2 separate regions of the Homo sapiens genome follow, and region 2 is linked to region 1. The links are chromatin contacts, found by Hi-C or POLR2A ChIA-PET in ENCODE. All regions are on one chromosome and are shown on one strand. The core of a region is the stretch at or near the end of the contact, and the rest is flanking DNA. Distances in the headings are between cores, read along the strand shown.

Region 1 (5,679 bases), core at 178-2,677:
GTTTCACCATCACTGCAGTTTTAAGAGTAACGAATTTGGGTCCCCTGGTGAAGTGGCCAGAGGCAGAGCTTCTGTGTGAACTATTTGGAGGGGAGGGGAAAGAACTCTCCCAGACTGCAGGTTCTGAAAGGAATACAGAGATGTCAGAGACTGCAGTTGCAAGAGAAAGCTTTTATAGGAGGGTGTAGAATTAAAGGACAAGAGGACTCTACATGTGGATGGAGGAGGGCACCCTGTCCGGCAGTACTGCAAGAGCAAAAGTTTGGAGGTGGGAGTGAGGTGAGTGCGTCTGCCGGCCAGAATTCTTGGGCCAGGGTGAGCAGAAAGGTTGGAGGCCAAGGGAAGGTGGGTGGTGGTGAACCTTATCCTGAAGTGTGCAAGGTGACAGTCAGAAGCTTAGAACTCCAGCCACGGGCCCTGCATGTGGCCTCCTAGCTGTAGTCTGTCCACCGAGATCGTGAGGATGCTGGTGGTTGAAAGAACTGCACCTCTGAGCAGGTGAAGAGAGAAGCTAAGGAGGGGTGATGGCAGAGGCGATGGGACAGGCTTTCTAACGATGAGGGGCTGGGGATCAACGCTCTCACGGAAGCTAAAAGAGCCCCAGCAACCACCCGCCTGGGCCCTGAGCTCTCTCCAAAGCGGGAGGGGATTCACTAAGAGGTTGCTCCCCTGGCATTGAACTCAGCATCCTATACTGGTCCTCACCATGAAGACCCCCAAGAGTGCTTCAGACCATTGCTTCTCACATTCTCTGTATAAAGACACTAATTTGTTTTTAGATTTCCAAGCATGTCACGGACCAATATGTTTGTTAAATATACTAAGAATGAATTGCTAGAAAGATGAAATTAAAAAGACATACACCGCCAGGTGCAGTGGCTCACGCCCATAATCTCACCACTTTGGGAGGCGGAGGTAGGTGCATCGCTTGAGCCCAGGAGTTCAAGATCAGCCTAGGCAACAAAGTGAGACCCCCGTATCTACAAAACTTAAAAAATTAGCCAGGTGTGGTGGCGCAGTCTGTAGTCCCAGCTATTCTGGAGGCCGAAGTGGGAGGATCGCTTGAGGCTGCAGTGAGCCGAGATCGCACCACTGCACTCCAGCCTGGGTGATAGAGTGAGACTCTGTCTCCAAAAAAAAAAAGGACATACATCATGCAAGTTTGGATTTTTGTTTTTAGATTCAACTGACGAAGTTACGGGATCAAACTGCTGTAGGAGCTGCCAAACGCTTCTCTCCATTTCTGGCCGCGGGGCCGCGGACCGCCCTTTAAGTAGCCCGTTTTATCCCTGGCAGAGGTGGAGCCTTAGGCAGGCCTAGAGACTTTCCCGGGTCCTCCAGGCCGGGGAACGCCCCGCTCGGAGGCCGGGCTTGGGCGGAGACTGCGCCGGGGCTGCTGAAAACTAGCCGAGGAGAGCCAGGGAGCCGGAGAGATCGCGCGCCTGCCGCCGCCGGAGCCTGCGAGCCGAGACCGTAAGCGCCCGGGGCCGGCCGGGCCCGCACTCCCCGGACGCAGACGCGGTTCGGGCTCCGCGCGGGCTCGGCCGCCGGGGTGGGCGGCGGGCCGGGGCGCCGAGGGGTCGGGGCTGCGGTCGGCCCGCAGGGGTGCAGAGGGACTTGTAGTTGGTCCGCCCCCAGCTCCTGCCCCGGCCAGGAGACTGCGCGTGCCGCCTACTGGGGGAAGGAGCCTGCAGGCGACCGCGGACTTCTCGCAGGGAATTCCGCGTCCCAGACTGTGGGCGGACGCCGCAGGGAGGGAGGCTCGCGACCCCGAGAGCGCACCGCGTCCCCTGGCCTGGGCGAGCTCTGCTTCCAGGGCCGTGGCTCGCTCGGCGGTGAAATGCACTTAATTTGTCACCCAAGTCGGAACACTGATTTTCATGCGCGTCCGTGTGAAGAGACCACCAAACAGGCTTTGTGTGAGCAACATGGCTGTTTATTTCACCTGGGTGCAGGCGGGCTGAGTCCGAAAAGAGTCAGCCAAGGGAGATAGGGGTGGGGCCGTTTTATAGGATTTGGGTAGGTAAAGGAAAATTACAGTCAAAGGGGGGTTCTCTGGCGGGCAGAGTGGGGGGGGTCACAAGGTGCTCAGTAGGGGAGCTTTTGAGCCAGGATGAGCCAGGAGAAGGAATTTCACAAGACAATGTCATCAGTTAAGGCAGGAACAGGTCATTTTCACTTTTGTGGTGGAATGACATCAGTTAAGGCAGGAACCGGCCATCTGGATGTGTAGGTGCAGGCCACAGGGGATATGATGGCTTAGCTTCGGCTCAGAGGCCTGACACTGATCACACCTTTTAGTTGAAATGCGCTTTCATCTCCATCTGCTGCCGCAGCCGCCGCCCGGCACCCCCTCGCTCTGGTCTCGGGATTGAAGGCCAGCCCTCTCCTCTTGTAGAACAGGAAACTTGCCCGGGAGTTCACCTTGTAGTTGAAGCCAGGGAATGTGGTCAACCTGAGCAAAAGCGCCGCGGAGACCGAGTGGCCGCCTGCCTCCCTCCCTGGCAGATGTCGGTTTTCTCTGAGCTTCTGGCTCCTTCCTTGCCCTGGCGGCTCCCGAGATCTTGGAGGTGGGGTGCCTAGCAATGTTGTAATCCTAATTTTGACTTTTTTTTCTTAAAGTTGAATGCCCCCTCCATAGCCCACCTCCCATTGTTTAAACTTCAGGTTCCGCAAAGCCTGGATCCGCCCCTACAGGCAACACTCGTTGTCCTGGAAGTTCTGTGAGGGCTCAGCTTGTGGCTGGAGGTGGGAGGTGAGGGGGACCCATGCACTTGGCAGGCCCGCTTCCAGGACAGCCCTTTGCTGGGATTGATGAGCTGTTGGTGGAAAATTGTTGAGGACCTTGGGGTTGGTGGCTGTTTCGGTACCACTGTGCAGCCTCCTCTGCATCCAGCATAATTTAAAATAAACATTTTCAGGAAGCCACACTTCTCCAGAAAGTAACATTGTTTTCTGGTGTAACGGTTGCCTCCTTCAGGGAGCTAGGTTTGGGGGATAATAGGGGGCCTTTCACTGGCCCCACTTGGTCTGACTTAGCAGCAAAAACTCTGCGAGTGCTCTCCAAGCAGTTTTTCTTTCCCAAATTTCCACACCTAGGAGGCGCTGAGGAGGCATGGGCGGTACTTAGGAACTGCTCACTGTGGAACTGAGGCACAGCGGGGAGCATGCCCTCGTGGGATTTGCAGTTCTAGGGGCAGAGGGATAATAAACAAAATACATTTGTAAACTATAAAGTATGTTAGAAGATGATGTGTAATATGGAGATAAATAAAACTTTAAAGAGGGGAGAGGAGTGCCAGGTGGAAAGGGAAGGCCTCACTGAAGGGTGGCACTGGCATAGACCTGAAGAGTTAGGGAGCAGCCAAGCTGCTGCCTGGGGTGCAGGTGCAAAGGCTGGGGGCAGGAGTGTGCCCAGCTTGAATGGCCTGATGTTTGTGTTTGCAGAGTGTGGGTCAAGCTGATGAGTGACCTACTGGATAAACTGAACTAGCTCAGTCTGTAAGTGAGGGGACTCCTGAGCTTTCTGCGGCCTTCTTCCCAATTCCAGGAAAGGAAGGACCTTCCACAGAAAATAACTACTCAGCAAGACAGCCAGGGTGAACCTCAGCACCATCTGTGACAAGCCACATGCTCTCTGCGTGATGCCTCCTGCCTCTCAGCTGTGCCTGAAGCACACTAGCTGGCATGGACTTACGCGGCTGGGAACATCTTCAGGAAGCCCTGAATGAGGGCTCTGTGGGCAGAGGGACCTTTGCAGAAAGGGCATCTTGACCACTGCAGGAGGTGGAGTGACTCTCCTGGGGTGTCCTGGTTCCTGCCTGATGTCTTAAGCATAACTGGCATTTTCAGGGAGCCCAGGTTCACCAATGCACAGTGCCCCTCCTGTCGACCTGATACCCAGGCTTGGTGATTGCTCACCTGGCACCTTGATTCCCGTTCTGGTATCTTGGCCCAGGCCCAGACATGTGAAAGCAGGGGCTACCGAGATTCATTTCTCAGTTCTTACGCCAAGAGGTTCAACCACATGGATCACAGCTGGGTGTACCAAATAAGGGAGGACCAAGCATGAGCTGGTCACCCCTGCTGAAGAAGTAGCTCGAAGCCCACCCACTCGGGGACAGAGTGGGCACAGATGGGATAGACAGATAGTGATTCGAGGGGTGCCTAGGATCTCATACTGAAAACCCACCTCTGCTAGGGCCATAAATCCCATCAACAGCAATTCATTCCTTTGAGAGGTAATACAGTGATGTGGGAAGAGGATTGGGCTGGAAAAAAGACTTGGCTCATGTCCCAGCTCTGCCATTAATGTGTCCCCTCTCTGGACCTCATCTGTAAAATGAGGTTAGGCTCAGCGATCTGCAGGCCTTCTTGCAGCTCTGCTATGTGATGATTCTGTGGCAAAGTCTGAAGGGATTTCAGGAAAGGAATGTGTAGGAGGGAAACAGTAAGTTTTGAAGGGACTCAGTGGGCCCTGTAGCCTCTGCTGGGTCCAGTGAAGACACTTCAACTAGAGTGAAGGCCCTGGCCACAGGGTAGGGGAGGCAAAATCTTAAGAGTTCAAGAGCCCTGAGTCAAGGCAGGAGGGTCACTGCCCAGCCCAGCTGGCCCCCTGGGCTGCCTGTGTGTGGTTCTTGACCCAGACCTAGTGGCTTAGGAGCAGAGTCTCCAAGGGGCTGTGGGATAAGGTGGGGATTGCAGGAGGGAGAAGGCACCCCAGCAGTTCCCCCGTTAGGGGACCAAAGCGTTGCCAAGGATCCAGCCACACCCCTCTCCTGAGGAGGGAGGAGCTGGTGGGCGCTCCAGGAAGAGCTTCCTCTCAACAAGGAGAAAACTGCGCAATCCAATCCTCCGTTATATAACTGAGCACACGATTGTGCAAACCAAGCTCACACTGAGCAGCCTCCCCTATTGTCAAGGTTTATTTACTTTCCCAGGGGAAGTCATAGTTCATCCTTTCTCAGCAGAAAGCAGCCATTTGACTGCCACAGCCTGACCTACGGCATTCCAGGAGATGGGTTCAGAGACCTGGTGTGGAGTCCTCATGCCCACCCGCCCTGCTGTCTGTGTCTTTCCGTCTGTTGCCTGGTGGGTGGGTGTGGTTTAGTGCATGGTCCAGCCCCCGCACAGCCACACCCATTAGGCTCTCCAAGGCCTAACTGAGCAAGCTTGCAGAAGAGGGGAAAGTGTTCTTTTCTCTGAGGAGTTAAAGAGACTTCTGGAAAATTCTCCAGCTACTCCACAAACTAGGATCACAGGCCTTGTTCTTAGGTCGGGAGCAGGAGTTTTTGCTGCCTTTAGCATTTGGGAAGTTTGATGAATAGAGACTGAATTTGAATGTCTTTTTGGTACTTAAGAGCTGGATTAACTACTTCACATATCTGAGCTTCATTTTTAATTCTTTTTAAAACAGAAAAAGTGGCTGGGCAAGATGGCGCACACCTGTAATCCCAGCATTTTGGGAAGCTGAGGTGGGTGGATCACTTGAGCCCAGGAGTTCTGAGACCAGCCTGGGCAACAAAGTGAGACCTCGTCTCTATAAAGAATAAATTAGCTGGGAGTGGTGGAGCACACCTGTAATCCCAGCACTTTAGGAAGCTGAGGCAGGAGGATCTCTTGAGCCCAAGAGTTCAAGACCACCCTGGGCAACATAGCGAGACCCTGTCTCAAATAATT
Region 2 (5,597 bases), core at 129-2,628, 270 kb after region 1:
AAAAAAAAAAAAAAAAGGCCGATCCAATTTGTTAAATGTGTGTATGTATGTATTTTTAGTTTTTGAGACGGAGTTGCTCTGTTGTCCAGGCTGGAGTGCAGTGGCACAATCTTGGCTCACTGCAACTTCTGCCTCCCGGGTTCAAGTGATTCTCGTGCCTCAGCCTCCCGAGTGGCTGGGACCACAGGTGCGTGTCACCACGCCTGGCTAATTTTTGTATGTTTAGTAGAGACAGGGTTTCGCCATGTTGGCCAGGCTGGTCCCAAACGCCTGATCTCAGGTGATCCGCCCGCCTCATCCTCCCAAAGTGCTGGGATTACAGGCGTGAGCCACCACGCCCGGCCAGTTTCAAACATTTGCAAGGTCTATATGTTGTATATGAATTAGTAAAAGAAACATTACACATCAAACCTGTGATTTCGTATAACACCTCTAAATTTGAGTCAATTAAAACATCGTAATAATAAGAGTTCAGTTTTACAATTAGTGCTGGCAAGGCAAAAATAACGAAAGTGGTAGGAGGTCCGGGGATTATGTGAGAGAACGCATGACAAATGTTTAGCACAGAGCCGGGCACACACAGTGAGGGCTCAATTCACGGTGGATTTTATTTGGTCATCATCATCACATTTGGAGCTGAAATAGAACAGTTCTGATTCCAAGTGAAGGGGAGGTAGAGTGGAGGGGGTGGGGAGGGCTAGCTTGGATTTCTGCTAAGATGTCACAGCCTCGGATACCCTCAAGGCATGCCATGCCCGGGCTTAGCTGGGTGAGGGGCCTGTGAAGCTTGTTGGTGTGTAAGAGACCTCGGTGGCATCACTGTCAGCGCAGCCGAAGCCACCACGCTAGCTCCAGACTGGTCAGCAGATGGCCGCGCACCAGGCCCTTCCTGCGGCCCGGGCGACTCGTCTCTTAGTGGAGGAAGTAGCCGGCCCCGGACACACTCCTGAGGAGCGCTGCCCGCAGTCTCGGGAAACGGGGCGTGGGGCCAGCTGCTCCTTCCAACTCCTCCTCGGGGGCAGCATGAGGGAGGGTCGCTGTCAGGGCCTCGAGGACTAAGGGTTCAGGGTGCCCGCCGCTCGTCCCCTCCCCCCTCCCCCCCAGGTCGTGGAGGCCGGTCCCCAGCATCTCTCCAGCGTCCCCACTGTCGTGGCTCCGGGGCGGGCTTCTCCCTTTTCAGGCATTTCTGAAATCGCCGCCTCACCCGGGCTCTCTTCCTCCGGCTCGCCCTCCCCAGCCCCAGGTGCCAGAGAGAACTTTCCCCAAAACGCGAAACTGATCCTTTCAGACGCCTCGCGTTCGCCCAACAGCACCTCTAGCCTCGGTCGTTGTCACGTGACGCGGCCCCAAGGCCCAGGCCACGCCCCCGGAGCTCGCCACGCCCACCGGGTCCGCCCCCACGCGGCCGCCTGCACAGGGGGTTCCAGCCACCCGCGCTCTCCCAGGTTTGCCGACCTTACGGGCCCTTCTCCGCCAGCCCTGGCTGGGTCACCCCCACGACCCGGGACTCCCCCGCCGTTCCCTCCCGGGCTGCCTGCAGTGAGGTCCGCTCCTGAGGCCTCAGCCTCGCCGGGGGTAGGGCCCTCTCCCGCCGTCGCCGCAGCTCCTTTCCGTCCCGGGGCCTGGGGGGCACCGTCCCACGGGTGAGGGCCGCCTCCAGCGCCTGGCCCAGCCATGCGAACGCCTGGAGCCCGCGAGCTGCAGCTGCGGCCCTGAAGGTGCCGCATATCCTGCCGAGTGGGTGAAGCGTGGCACTTTGGAAAACAAATCGGGTTAGTGCTCAGCAGCCTCCGGGCCGATGGGTGGGGATGTCATACTATGAACTGAGAGCCCGCGAGCTGGAAAAAACAGTGCCAGTCCTGCCCGCGCGTCGCGGGACTCAGTAATTCCCGGCTCCGCAGCGCTCGAGCCTGTTCTCCGCAGCTTCATACCCTCTGCCCCGCGAAAGTGACCTCAGGGGCCGGGCGTGTTGGCTCACGCCTGTAATCCAGCACTTTGGGAGGTCAAGGCGGGCGGCTCAGTTGAGGCCAGGAGTTCGAGACCAGCCTGGCCAACAGGGCGAAAACCCATCTCTACTAAAAATACAAAAATTAGCCAGACGTGGTGGCGCACACCTGTAACCCCCAGCTACTCAGGAGGCTGAGGCAGGAAAATCACTTGAACCCGGGAGGCGGAGGTTGCAGTGAGCCGAGATCACACCACTGCACTCCAGCGTGGGTGACAGAGCGAGACTCCGTCTCAAAAAAGAAAGAAAGAAAAAGAAAAGAAAAAAGTGAGGCCGGGCACAGTGGCTCACGCCTATAATCCCAGCAATTTGGGAGGCCTAGGCAGGTGGATCACGAGGTCAGAAGTTCAAGACGAGCCTGGCCAAGATGGTGAAACCCCGTCTCTACTAAAAATTCAAAAATTAGCCGGGCATGGCTGGGCGCAGTGGTTCACACCTGTAATCCTAGCACTTCAGGAGGCCAAGGCAGGTGGATCACTTGAGGTCAGGAGTTCGAGACCAGCCTGGCCAACATGGTGAAAACCCATCTCACTAAAAATACAAAAATTAGCCGGGCTTGGTGGCAGGCGCCTATAATCCCAGCTACTTGGGAGGCTGAGGGAAGAGAATCACTTGAACCGTGGAGGCAGAGGTTGCAGTGAGCCGAGATCTCACCACTGCACTCCAGCCTGGGCGACAAAGCGAGACCCTGTCTCAAACAAAACAAAATAATAAAATAAAATAAAAATTAGCCAGGTGTGGTGGTGTGTGTCTGTAGTCCTAGCTACTTGGGTGGCTGAGCTGGGAGGATCACCTGCTCAAGAGTTTGAGGCTACAGTGAGCTGAGATCACACCACTGCACTCCAACCTGGGTGACAGAGCGAGATCCTGCCTTAAAAACAAACAAGGGCTGGGCACAGTGGCTCACCCCTGTGATCCCAGCACTTTTGGAGGCCAAGGTGGGCGGATCACCTGAGGTCAGGAGTTCAAGACCAGCCTGGCCACCATGGTGAAAACCCGTCTCTACTAAAAATACAAAAATTAGCCAGGCGTGGTGGCAGGTGCCTGTAATCTTAGCTACTTGGCAGGCTGAGGCAGGAGAATTGCTTGAACTGGGGAGGCAGAGGTTGCAGTGAGCCGAGATCGCACCATTGCACCCCAGTCTGGGCAAAAAGAGTGAAACTCTATCTCAGAAAAAAAAAGAAAAGAAAAGAAAGAAAAAAGAAAAAGAAGGCTAGGCGCGGTGGCTCACGCCTGTAATCCCAGCACTTTGGGAGGCCGAGGCGGGCGGATCACGAGGTCAGGAGATCAAGACCATCCTGGCAAACAAGGTGAAACCCCGTCTCTACTAAAAATACAAAAAATTAGCCGGGCGTGGTGGCGGGCACCTGTAGTCCCAGCTACTCCGGAGGCTGAGGCAGGAGAATGGCCTGAACGCGGGAGGCGGAGCTTGCAGTGAGCCGAGATTGCGCCACTGCACTCCAGCCTGGGCAACAGAGCAAAACTCCGTCTCAAAAAAAAAAAAGAAAAGAAAAGAAAAAGAAAAACAACAAAAAAATCAGTTTGTTCCATGGGCAGTAGGCCATTGCTGCTCATCTTTTGATCAGAAGCAGTACTGAGTGGAGTATTAGGATGGTGAGGAAGGCATTCTGTTAATCCATGCATGGTGGTGCTGGCAGAAACAAGATGAACAGGCAAAGCAAATCCAGAATATGTGTATAATGTCCTTTCCATGATGGAAAAAGTCCAGTGTAATCAATTTGCCATTAGATGGCTGGCTGGGTCCCCCAAGGAGCCACAGTGGGCTCAGTGTTGGTCTCTGCTATTGGCAGATTAGGCAGTTAGTAGATGACTTACTCAGCCTTGGTGAGGGGAAGTCCATGTTGTTGAGCTCGCGCATAGCCTCCAATCTTGCCACACAGCCTCTTTGTTACATAGGTCCATTGGGCAAGCAATGGTAGCTGGAAAAAGAGACAGCCCGACCTCCAGAGAACATGCTTTGTTCCGCTGATAGTCAAGAGCCTCCTTTGCAGTGATACCCTTTGGTGTGCATTCACATGGGACCCAAATATCTTTATATTCTGGGCCTGTTTGGAAGATCTGTCCACATACTTCTTCCCCAGACCTGCTTGTCACCAATCCTCCTTCCATGTTCTTGCCAGTGAATCTATGTAGATCCCTCCATCTGGCTGTCTCTCCATCCAGGCAAAGTAGACAAACAAATGTGCCTCTTGAAGTTCTGCCCCCAAGGAAGATTTTCTTTCACCACTTGTCCTTCAGGGACACCCTGGAGCGGGGCTGGTGGGCTCCAGCTGTCCACTCTCTGTTGTGCAGGAGCCATCTGTAAACCAAGTCTGGATTTTTTTCCTCCTCAGTCAACTGACACAGGAACTTTTTTTTTTTTTGAGACGGAGTCTTGCTCTGTCGCCCAGGCTGGAGTACAATGGCGTGATCTCGGGCTCACTGCAACCTAAGCCTCCTGAGTTCAAGTGAGTCTCATGCCTCAGCCTCCCGAGCAGATGGGATTACAGGCCACAACGGGCTAATTTTTGTATTTTTAGTAGAGACGGGGTTTCACCATGTTGCCCAGGCTGATCTCAAACTCCTCATCTCAGGTGATCCGCCCACCTCGGCCTCCCAAAGTGCTGGAATTACAGGCATGAACCACGGTGCCCGGCTGACACAAGGAACTTTCTATGAGGTCCTAGGAATGAAGGAAAACAGGCAATAAGGCAAGAATCGCTGTCGAAGGAGTCTGCGCCACCTGCTCGCACAGCTCACTTGTGCCTTCTGAGCCTGCTGGAGCCCAGTGTACATATGCCGTCTCCGCGTGATTAGAGATTGCTGCTGCACGTGCCCAATCCCGTGGCGGGGTGAGTAAGACAACATGCAGTGCACATGCGGCCGCTTCACGACCCATAACTAGGTGTTCTGTTTCTACCAGGGACCAGAAGCAAGCCAGAAGAACAGTTATCTGTGAAACAGGCTGTGCATCTGTTCCCAAACCCTAGAGGCCTGTGCTGTGATTCTCTTACTGGTGCTTCCCAGGGCCTCCATATAGCATCCCCATTGCCACAGACACTCGGATATTGTTGGGTCTGTGGATGATAAGGGCCAAAAGAAAGAGCAGCTTGCACTGCACCCTGAACTTGCTACAGAGCCTTCTCTAGTCCTCACTCAGATTTATTTATTTATTTTTTAAATTAAATTTAATTTTTTTTGTTGTTGTTGAGACGGAGTCTCGCTCTGTCACCCAGGCTGGAGTGCAGTGGCGCGATCTCGGCTCACTGCAAGATCCGCCTCCCGGGTTCATACCATTCTCCTGCCTCAGCCTCCCGGGTAGCTGGGACTACAGGCGCCCACCACCGCGCCCGGCTAATTTTTTCTATTTTTAGTAGAGACGGGGTTTCACCGTGGTCTCGATATCCTGACCTCGTGATCCACTCTCCTCGGCCTCCCAAAGTGCTGGGATTACAGGCATGAGCCACCACTCCTGGCCTCAGATTTATTTACTTAAGGTATTTCTTTAAATTGACTCACTATTTTTTACCTAAATAAATTCAGCCTCATCCTAAGCAATGATATCTCCGGTGAGGTGGTTATATTTTTTCTT

Evidence for each region. Hi-C counts contacts between places; a loop is a spot of excess contacts on that map. ChIA-PET counts read pairs that join two places held with the same protein, here RNA polymerase II (POLR2A). Pooled maps may share reads with other maps.
Region 2: a pooled map shows a loop between it and region 1 (7-fold over the local background). The contact joins the promoter of LINC01703 here to the promoter of EPHX1 in region 1. A Hi-C loop is called at or near these places in 4 of 50 pooled maps. POLR2A ChIA-PET finds 5 or more read pairs at or near these places in 3 of 52 experiments (CD4-positive, alpha-beta T cell, H1 and naive thymus-derived CD8-positive, alpha-beta T cell).

Annotation. Positions count from the first base shown.
Region 1 is chr1:225,808,697-225,814,375 of GRCh38, forward strand. EPHX1 (epoxide hydrolase 1) reads left to right here and starts at 1,428. Exons shown (of 9, transcript NM_001136018.4): 1 at 1,428-1,473. RefSeq lists a silencer at 1,386-1,605.
Region 2 is chr1:226,082,197-226,087,793 of GRCh38, forward strand. LINC01703 (long intergenic non-protein coding RNA 1703) reads left to right here and starts at 1,379. Exons shown (of 4, transcript NR_146920.1): 1 at 1,379-1,772; 2 at 4,600-4,857. RefSeq lists an enhancer at 358-1,225 and silencers at 1,040-1,089, 1,200-1,779.